Regions from separate parts of the Homo sapiens genome. Here region 1 is linked to region 2. A link is an interaction called in ENCODE POLR2A ChIA-PET data of the cell type or tissue named here. Cell type or tissue: B cell. All regions are shown on one strand.

Region 1 (5,000 bases), 300 kb before region 2:
TCCCAGCTACTCGGGAGGCTGAGGCAGGAGAGCGGCGTGAACCCGGGAGGCAGAGCTTACAGTGAGCCGAGATCATGCCACTAAACTCCAGCCTGGGTGACAGAGCGAGACTCCGTCTCAAAAAAAAAAAGAAAAAAAGGAAAAAAGAAAAAAAAAGGCCAGGCATGGTGGCTCACTAATCCCAACACTTTGGGAGACCAGGGTTGGTGGATCACTTGAGGTCAGAAGCTTGTGACTAGCCTGACCAATGTGGTGAAACCCCTTCTCTACTAAAAATACAAAATTAGCGTGGTGGTGCACACCGGTAATCCAGCTACTTGGGAGGCTGAGGCAAGAGAATTGCTTGAACCCAGGAGGCGGAGGTTGCAGTGAGCCGAGATCGCGCCACTGCATTCCAGCAAGGGCAACAGAGCGAGGCTGTCTCAAAAACAAACAACAAAAAAAGAAACAGCTTATCAGAGAGACAGTAAGGCAGGGGTGAGGACCACAGTCTGGAAAGCACATGGCCTATTTAAAGAGGGCATCTCAAGTCAGGGTGATAACCTCTAAGATACACCGGAAATCTAGATGTTTCTGTAAACCAGAAAAAGGCAGTAGAGGGTGAGCACACAGACTCAGAGCGGCAGAGACTCTGCCACCTCCTCACCTGACCCTCTCTTATCTATCAGCTTGGGGTAGTAACAGCACTTACTTCACAGGGCTTGATTATTAAACAAGTTAACATCTTTGGGCTCCTAGAACGATGCCATGTGCAGAGTCAGGACTGGGTAAATATTTGCTAAAGCAATCTCTTCATGTTTTTGACGCTGCAACTTAAAACACATGGCGCCAATCGTGGACACGGATATCCCGCTAGCCAGCTGTGGGGCCTGGGTTTGCTCACCCCAGCAGAGTGGTTGAGGGCGTCAGCTTGGAGGTGGGAGCCCAGCTGACGAGGGGGCCTTGGGCCCCTGGTTCTACTTGGGGATTATTGTATTATTAGGCTGGGGTCATTGTGGGGATTAGAAGGGTAACAGCTCCTGCTCCTGCTGCAGAGAAGCCTCCAGGTGGGGGTCACAGCAAGTGCAGATGGAGCTCAGATTCTTCGGTTAACTGTCACCCTCTCCCCTCCCCCATCACACACACCAGGCCCTGCCAGGACAAGGCAGCTCCTGGAAGCTCCACCAGGACCCACGTCCACCAGGTGTCACAGCAGGCTGCTTCTCTCTCTCTCTGCCCCCCGTGGGCTCTTCGCACCGCTCCCTCCCAGCCATCTTCCCTGCCTGACCTTGGTCTCTCTCTCTCTGTCTCCGTCACCTTCATGCCTGTGCCGTCTTTCTCGCTCTCTATCAACTCTGCTGTGTGTCCCCCTGGGGAAAGTGGGGGCACCTCCTCCTGAGCCCCCTGCCCAAGTTTCCTGCTGGGACGGGAGCCACTTCACCCCATACACACTCCCTGAAGCCCCTCCAGGACTCCAGCCTGGCTGCAAACACCCATCCTGGACTTTGCCTGGCCCTCCAGGCTCTGCTGGGGGAAGCGACCTGAGAGGCCCCTGCCTGGGCTGTAGGTGGGGACAGGGCAGACCCTTGGGCAGCGGAGCCTCTCTGGATGGGTGTTGAGGCACCCTGCAGAAACAGCTCCCCACAGGCACCCTTGCCACACCCCTGGGACTACAGGCACTTAGGGTACACCAGAGGCATGAAGTGTGGAGGGGGTTGGCCAACGGCCAAGCTCAAATAGGGGTTCAGATAGGAGAGGTCAATGTGGGCTCCTCTGAGCCCCAGTGACCCCCTTCTCCCCACCCACCTGGTGACAGGCATCTCGAACCCTTGGCCCCCATGGACCCCCTGAGGCGCTCCCCCTCTCCCTGCCTGTCCTCGCAGCCCTCCAGCCCCAGCACCCCACCCTGCGAGATGCTTGGTCCTGTGGGCATTGAGGCTGTGCTGGACCAGCTGAAGATCAAGGCTATGAAGATGGGGTTTGAGTTCAACATCATGGTGGTGGGTGAGTGAGAGGTAGGGCCCACGGCAGGACAGACCCACAGTGCTACGCGTGCCTGGGCGTGTGGCCTCACCTTTGGCAGCCTGTCGCCCCTCCCCATCTCTTAGGTGGGCCTGATAATAGCACCTCACAGGGATGTTGTCATTGAAAATTTGAGAAATGCTGAGTCATTAAAAGACAAAAATGTGCCTGGAGCGGTGGCTCACACCTATAATCCAGGGTTTTGGGAGACTGAGGTGGGTGGATCACTTGAGCTCAGGAGTTTGAGACTAGCAAAACCTAATGTCTACAAAAAGTACAAAAATGAGGCCGGGCATGGTGGCTCAAGCCTGTAATTCCAGCACTTTGAAAGGCCAAGGCAGGAGGGTCACTTGAGGTCAGGAGTTCGAAAACAGCCTGGCCAACATGGGGAAACTCCGTCTCTACTAAAAATACAAAAATTTGCCAGGCGTGGTGGTGGGCGCCTGTACTTAGGAGCTACTTAGGAGGCTAAGGCAGGAGAATTGCTTGAACCTGGGAGGCAGATGTTGTAGTGAGCCGAGATTGCGCCACTGTACTCCAGCCTGGGTGACAGAGCAAGACTGAAGCAGAAGGATCCCTGGAGGCCAGGAGTTCATGACCAGCCTAGGCAACACAGCAAGACCCCATCTCTACAAAAAAAATTTAAAAATTAGCCAGGCATGGTGACATGCACCTGAATCCCAGCTACTTGGGGGGCTGAGGTGGGAGGATCGTTTGAACCTGAGGGTGGAGGTTGCAGTGAGCTGCGATCACTTGAGTCTGGGTGACAGATTGAGACCCTGTCTTAAAAATTAAAAAACAGTGCAAGGCCGGGTGTGGTGGCTCACGCCTGTAATCCCAGCACTTTGGGAGGCTGAGGCAGGCGGATCATGAGGTCAGGAAATCAAGACCATCCTGGCTAACATGGTGAAACCCCGTCTCTACTAAAAATACAAAAAAATTAGCCAGGCGTGGTGGCGGGCGCCTGTAGTCCCAGCTACTTGGGAGGCTGAGACAGGGGAATGGCGTGAATCTGGGAGGCGGAGCTTGCAGTGAACCGAGATCCCACCATCGCGCTCCAGCCTGGGTGACAGAGCGAGACTGCGTCTCAAAAAAAAAAAAAAAAAAAGCAGTGCAAAAATCAGCTGGGTATGGTGGCGTGTGCCTACAGTCCCAGCTACTAGGGAGGCCGAGGTGCGAGAATCACTAGAGTCTGGGAAGGTCGAGGCTGCAGTGAACGGGGATTGCATCATTGCACTCCAGCCTGGGTGACAGAGTGAGAACCTGTCTCCAAAAATAAAATAGAAAAGTAAAGAGTTAGAGAAAAACTGCCTAAAACGCCCACCCTAACTGCTGTCATCCGGTTGCCACTCCCAGGGCAAAGCGGGCTGGGCAAGTCCACGATGGTGAACACGCTGTTCAAGTCCAAAGTGTGGAAGTCAAACCCACCGGGCTTGGGGGTGCCCACACCCCAGACGCTGCAGCTGCATTCACTGACCCATGGTGAGTGAGCCCCTGCCCACACCTCACCCCACCCTGCCCCACCCCATCCCACCTGGGTCCAGTCTCTCCCGACTCTGCTCTCCCTCCACAGTCATAGAGGAGAAGGGTGTGAAGCTGAAGCTGACGGTGACGGACACGCCCGGCTTCGGGGACCAGATCAACAATGACAACTGGTAGGTTCTCTCTCTTTTTTTTTTTTTTTAGGCAGAGTTTCACTCTTGTCACCCAGGCTGGAGTGCAATGGCATGATCTCGGCTCACTGCAACCTCCACCTCCCAGGTTCAAGTGATTCTCCTGCCTCAGCCTCCCGAAGTAGCTGGGATTACAGGCGCCCGCCACCACGCCCAGCTAATTTTTTTTGTATTTTTAGTTGAGATGGGGTTTCACCATGTTGGCCAGGCTGGTCTTGAACTCCTGACCTCAGATGATCCACCCGCCTCGGCCTCCCAAAGTGCTGGGATTACAGGCATGAGCCACTGTGCCCGCAACAAGTGGTGGGTTCTCAAAGGTGGGGGCCAAGCCATGGCTGTCCCCTCCTGTCCGTGCCCCTCCCCCTTCAACCTTTGGGAAACACCCCAGACCTGGAACAGCCAGGCTGTGTGATCTTTTTTTTTTTTGAGACAGAATCTAGCTCTTGTCGCCCAGGCCAGAGTGCAGTGACACAATCTCGGCTCACTGCAACCTCTGCCTCCTGGGTTCAAGCAATTTCCGGCTAATTTTTTTTTTTTTTAAGACAGACTCGCTCTTGTCACCCAGGCCAGAGTGCAGTGGCACAATCTCTGCTCACTGCAACCTCCGCCTCCCGGGGTTCAAGCAATTCTCCTGCCTCAGCCTCCCAAGTAGCTGGGATTACAGACATCCGCCAACACGCTCGGCTACTTTTTTGAATTTATTTAGTAGAGACGGGGTTTCACCACGTTGGCCAGGCTGGTCTCAAACTCCTGACCTCGGGTGGTCCGCCCACCTCAGTCTCCCAAAGTGCTGGGATTACAGGTGTGAGCCACTGCACCCGGCCCAATTTTTGTATTTTTAGTAGAGACGGGGATTTCCCCATGTTGGCCAGGCTGGTCTCGAACTACTGACCTCAGGTGATCCACTTGCTTCAGCCTCCCAAAGCACTGGGATTACACGCATAAGCCACCGCACCTGGCCCTGGTTTCATTTTATTTATTTATTTATTTATTTATTTATTTATTTATTTATTTATTTAGAGACAGTGTCTCAGTCTGTTTCCCAGGCTGGAGTGCAGTGGCGAGATCATGGCTCACTGCAGCCTTGACCTCCCCAAGCTCAAGGACCCTCCTGCCTCAGCCTCCTGAGTAGCTGTGACCACAGGCACGTGCCACCCCACCGAGCTAATTTGTGTATTTTTTGTAGAGTTGGCGTTTCCCCATGTTGCCCAGGCTAGCCTCGAATTCCTGGGCTCGAGCGATCCTCCTGCCTCCGCCTCCCAAAGTGCTGGGATTACAGGCATGAGCCATCGGGCCTGGCCTGACACCTGTTTTTAAAAGGATCTG
Region 2 (5,000 bases):
AACATGTTTGGAGACGTGGAAATGTTTGCAGACATATTTAGTTGTCACAACTGAAAGACGGGAGTGTGCTACTGACAATAGTGGGTAGAGGTCAGGGATACTACTCAATGTCCTATAGCGCACAAATGTGCTTGCACGCACGCACACACACACACACATACCCCACCACCACAAACAATCTAGCCCAAAATGTCAACAGCACTAACGCTGAGAAACCCTGCCGGACCACAAAAGCAGTGTGCATTCAAAAGAGGACATGAGTCTAATACCCCTCTCATCCCTTCATCAATTTACAGAGACGAGATTGTTAGTCACCTTTATCAAATATCCCTTATATAGATTTCTGAGGAAACTGAATTTCCACCAAAAAAACAGAAGAAGCTATTAGAGGCAGCTTGGCACTGCCCACAAATGACAATGAAAAGGGTTACAGTATGTTCCTGGGAATAGACCTTTTTTGTATGTATTTGGATGCCTGGAAGCTAAACATTTAAAACAAACCCAGTAACAAATCCAGGCAGGCTGAAGCCCCTGACAGAAATGTGTTTATTACTTCTTTGTGGGATGGAACATATAACTGGGAGAAATTTGATTTTCGTTTATCAGTCTGGTACCTGACTGCTAAGAAAGCTAAGAATCAGAAGAACTAACTTCTACTACCAGGTCTGCTACTAGCTAGCTGTAGGACTTCCTTGGAGCTCCAAGGAGTCATTTCTCAGTGAACTGCAGGGAGGATGGCTTTGAACAGGAGGCAAAGCAGGAAAGGCTGTGGGCCTCCCATACCCTGCTTCAGTCAGAACAGCTCCCCTCTTCCTTGCTATATTTCCTCCAAGAAAAAGCTTGTGCTGTTTCTAAAAATAAGATCCAAAAAACAACATAAGTGATAATATTGTAGGCCTGATATTATATTCAGAGCTACCTAAGTAAGCCTTTTGTGATCCATCCTAGCACTCATATCTCGTTATGGTATGTGTATGTTTATATGTTTGTTTTCCAGATTACAGGTCATTTATCTTGGCCTCCTACTGCCCAATTACACACCAGTCAGGGTTTGTTGACTGAATGAATGATTTCCAGAATACAAGGTATTCTCAAAATTGAGGCATTCTCAAAGTGCTGATGACAGAGGGCAATTAAAGGTGAATCTCAGATATAAGAATAATGGGCTGGGCGCGGTGGCTCACGCCTGTAATCCCAACACTTTGGGAGGCTGAGGCAGGAGGATCACTGAGGCCAGGAGTTTCAGACCAGCCTGGGTAACATATGGAGATCTCTGTTGCTACCTCCCCCCAAAAATTATAAAATTAGCTGGATGAGGCTCGGCGCAATGGCTCACACCTGTAATCCCAGCGCCTTGGGAGGCCAAGGCAGGTGGATAGCTTGAGTACAGGAGTTCCAGACCAGCCTGGGCAACATGGTGAAACCCCATCTCTACAAAAAATACAAAACTTAGCCAAGCATGGTGGCACATGCCTGTAGTCCCAGCTACCTGGGAGGCTGAGGTAGGAGTATCACTTGACCCTGGGGGTGGCGGCTGCAGTGAGCCAAGACCGTGCCACTGCACTCCAGCCTATGTGACACAGCAGGACTCTGTTTCAAAAAATTTTTAAAAATAAAATAAAACTAGCTGGATGTGGTGGTGAGTGCTTGTGGTCCCAGCTACTCGCGAGGCTGAGGCGGATCACTTGAGCCCATGACTGTGCCACTGCAAAAGGAAGAAAGGAAGAAAGTAAGGGAGGAAGGGAGAGAGGGAGGGAGGATGATGGCTGCCTAGTGACTAAACACTTGGTGAAAGATAAGAATGGCCTTGTGGGGGGAATAAGCATTTGATGCTTTGTGCTCGAGTAACTCACTGTTTCATGTGTGAAGGGAAAATGCTGCATTACATTGGTCTTAAACTGGCTTCCTTACATTCCACAGATATGACTACTAAGAGCGTACCTTTTAGATTTTGTTTTATGGTCTCTGAAAGCCTGATTGGTAGCATAACACTGTGTTACTTGCCCCCTCCTTATATAAAGAAATGTATACCAGCCTGGGCAACAAGGCAAAAACCCTGTCTCTACAAAAAAACTACAAAAATTAGCTGGGCGTGGTGGCACATGCCTGTCATCCCAGCTACTCAGGAGTCCTAGGCAGGAGGATTGCTTGAGCCCACAATGGTGGAGGTTGTACTGAGCCAAAAACACACCACTGCACTCCAGCCTGGGTGACAGAGTGAGATCCTGTCTCAAAAAAAAAAAAAAAAAGAAATGTACAGGCACATTTTTAACAGTCATGGTAGCAAATGCTTGCCAGCCTTCTCCACTCAACGCATACACAAACCACTGACTCCTTGATGTCTACATCTGTGAAAAAATATCCAATGTCCCCCAAGTTGTCCTTAGAGTCTGGGTTTCATAGCAGCAGCAAGGTCTCTTCATGTTGTTCTCTAGGGAAGGGGTCAGCCACAAAAAGGCAATAGTTATACAACTTTGTAACAAACCCACATCCTGTATCTATGTACATTTTAGAGGAAACACCAAGGCCTTAGGTTATCATTATTGCAAAGGAAAATGCTACAGTTATCATAATTTACTGAAAAAAAAATAAAAAATCCCAGCAGTTTGCTGTAAAACTGTGTAACTTCCTGTCACAATCTTCTCCAATGGGGCAGCACCCACAACTATACACATTAAAGTGAAGTTTAATGTCCAAGAGTTTAATTCCTTTAATTCCCAAGAGTTCCCAGAACTGGTCAAACATCATTATCTCCATTAATCATTATTCAGAGGAAATTCAAATAGCCCAGAACATCAACTACTGACTGAGGACATGATTAGGCAACAATGAATGAATAGCTTTAGAAAAAAGCAGACATAATGGAAAAGGCAACTGTCCAACAGCTCAGGCATTCTCCAGGGCTGTGAGAGGTATACTCAAGCCTGTTTTTTTTTTTTTTTTTTTTGAGATGGAGTTTCCCTCTCGTTGCAGCGAAACAATGGAGTGCAATGGCACGGTCTGAGCTCACTGCAACCTCTGCCTCCCGGGTTCAAGTGATTCTCCTGCCTCAGCCTCCTGAGTAGCTAGGATTACAGGCATGCAAAACCACACCCGGCTACATTTTTTTTTTTTTTTTTTTTTGAGACAGAGTTTCGCTCTTGTTGCCAAGGCTGGCATGCAATGGCGTGATCTCCCCTCGCCGCAACCTCCGCCTCCCGGGTTCAAGCAGTTCTCCTGCCTCTGCCTCCCGAGTAGCTGGGATTACAGGCATATGCCACCGCGCCCGGCTAATTTTTTTTTTTTTTGAGACGGAGTCTCGCTCTGTCTCCCAGGCTGGTGTTCTCAGCTCACTGCAACCTCCGCCTCCCGGGTTCACGCCATTCTCCCACCTCAGCCTCCCAAGGAGCTGGGACTACAGGCGCCAGCCACCACGCCCAGCTAATTTTTTGTATTTTTAGTGGAGACGGGGTTTCGCCATTCACAGGATGGTCTCGATCTCCTGACCTTGTGATCCACCCGCCTCGGCCTCCCAACGTGCTGGGATTACAGGTGTGAGCCACTGCGCCCAGCAATTTTATATTTTTAGTAGACATGGGGTTTCTCCATGTTGGTCAGGCTGGTCTCAAACTCCCAACCTCAGGTGATCCGCCCGCCTCGGCCTCCCAAAGTGCCGGGATTACAGGTATGAGCCGCTGGGCTACGCCTGGCTAATTTTGTAGTTTTAGAGGTCAGGCTGGTCTCAAACTCCTGATCTCAGGTGATCCGCCCACCTAGGCTTCCCAAAGTGCTGGGATTACAGGCCTGAGCCACTGTGCCCAACTTCTTTTTTTTTTTTGAGACAGGGTCTTGCTGTGTTGCTCAAGCTGAAGTGCACTGGGTCAATCAGAGCTCACTGCAGCCTCAACTCCTGGGCTCAGGTGATACTTCCAACTTAGCCTCTCGAGCAGCTGAGACTACAGGCATTCACTACCATGTCTAGCTAATTTTAAAAATTTTTTTGTAGAGACAGGGTCTCACTATGTTGCCCAGGTTGGTCTCGAACTCCTGGGCTCAAGCAATCTTTCTTTGGCCTCCCAAAGTACTGGGATTACAGGCGTGGGCCACCACGCCCAGCCTCAAGCCCTTTTTCAAACAAAACCCTACACAAATGGCCAATACAAAAAGGAAATAAGTGAGCTTCCATACTTAAAATGAGGAGGGAAAGAGAAAGGGGGCCAAAAGGGACTGAGCTCAGCTCCTCATTCCCCTCAGGACCTTGAGCTTGGCCTAGTTTGCTCAGCTGTGGTCTAGGAGACATAAGATATTCAATTAAACATTTGCTGGCTACCATTTCCCACTACCTGTGCTAAGTGACCAGTGGCTCTGGGCACGGTCTCTTATCTTAGGCCTGTATGTCCAAATCAACAGTGGGAAGCTGGGCCTGGATTAGCCACTGTTCCCAGACCTGACCTGCCCAGAGTTTTCTGGCAGCTAGGCCAGAGCTCCCTCTACTCTTTCACATATCATTTCCAGTTGCCCACTAGTTCCTTGAAAAGTTCGTGACCTTCCAAAAAACCATGTAGTTTCTGTGTCTTCAACTCACCTCATCCCCAGCATTGGTACTGAGCTCTAACCCTGTATTAGGGACAGACATACTCTAATCAGCTGTCCTTGACAGACCTTGAGCTTCAAACACTTCTGCCTCACCCACACTAGCCAGTTAAGTTGCTGTGGCCTCAGCAGTCCTCTCCTAGGAACCAGATTAGACCACTGCCTACACATGGGGACACGCTGTCCTTTGGACAAGTACTCAGGCAAGTCCCTTGACAGTTGGTGTTTGGTAAAAGGCTGTTTGTTTACAAAGGAATGTCCTAGGGTTTCTGTCTTTAATCTACTCAAATACTTCCTTTTTTGAACACAATTTGTGTTTGAAGACACAAATTAAGAGATGTGTACTTTTGAAGATGGGAAGAAAGGGTACTTGTCAGAACAATCCTTATCCTTTTTTGGTTGCAAATCCCTTTCAGAATCAGAGCAAG

The links. Peaks named below come from ENCODE experiments on the same cell type or tissue, not always from the same donor. Only the 100,000 strongest peaks of a DNase experiment are listed, where the experiment ranks them.
Region 1: POLR2A ChIA-PET joins it to region 2 with 7 read pairs; 2 of 35 experiments call an interaction of 5 or more read pairs at or near these places.

The regions. Positions count from the first base shown.
Region 1 is chr16:4,784,463-4,789,462 of GRCh38, reverse strand. SEPTIN12 (septin 12) reads left to right here and starts at 1,118. Exons shown (of 10, transcript NM_144605.5): 1 at 1,118-1,183; 2 at 1,796-1,983; 3 at 3,358-3,483; 4 at 3,575-3,656. The coding sequence starts at 1,818. It also overlaps a transcript of SMIM22 not described here. In B cell, no CTCF peak of the experiment used is centred here; no DNase peak of the experiment used is centred here.
Region 2 is chr16:4,486,075-4,491,074 of GRCh38, reverse strand. The region is part of intron 1 of HMOX2 (heme oxygenase 2); the gene reads right to left. All of the region lies in intron 1 of LOC124903636 (a long non-coding RNA gene), which reads left to right. Among named protein-coding and RNA genes, the nearest start is that of HMOX2, 12 kb to the right of the region's middle. In B cell, no CTCF peak of the experiment used is centred here; no DNase peak of the experiment used is centred here; H3K27ac peaks cover 513 bases.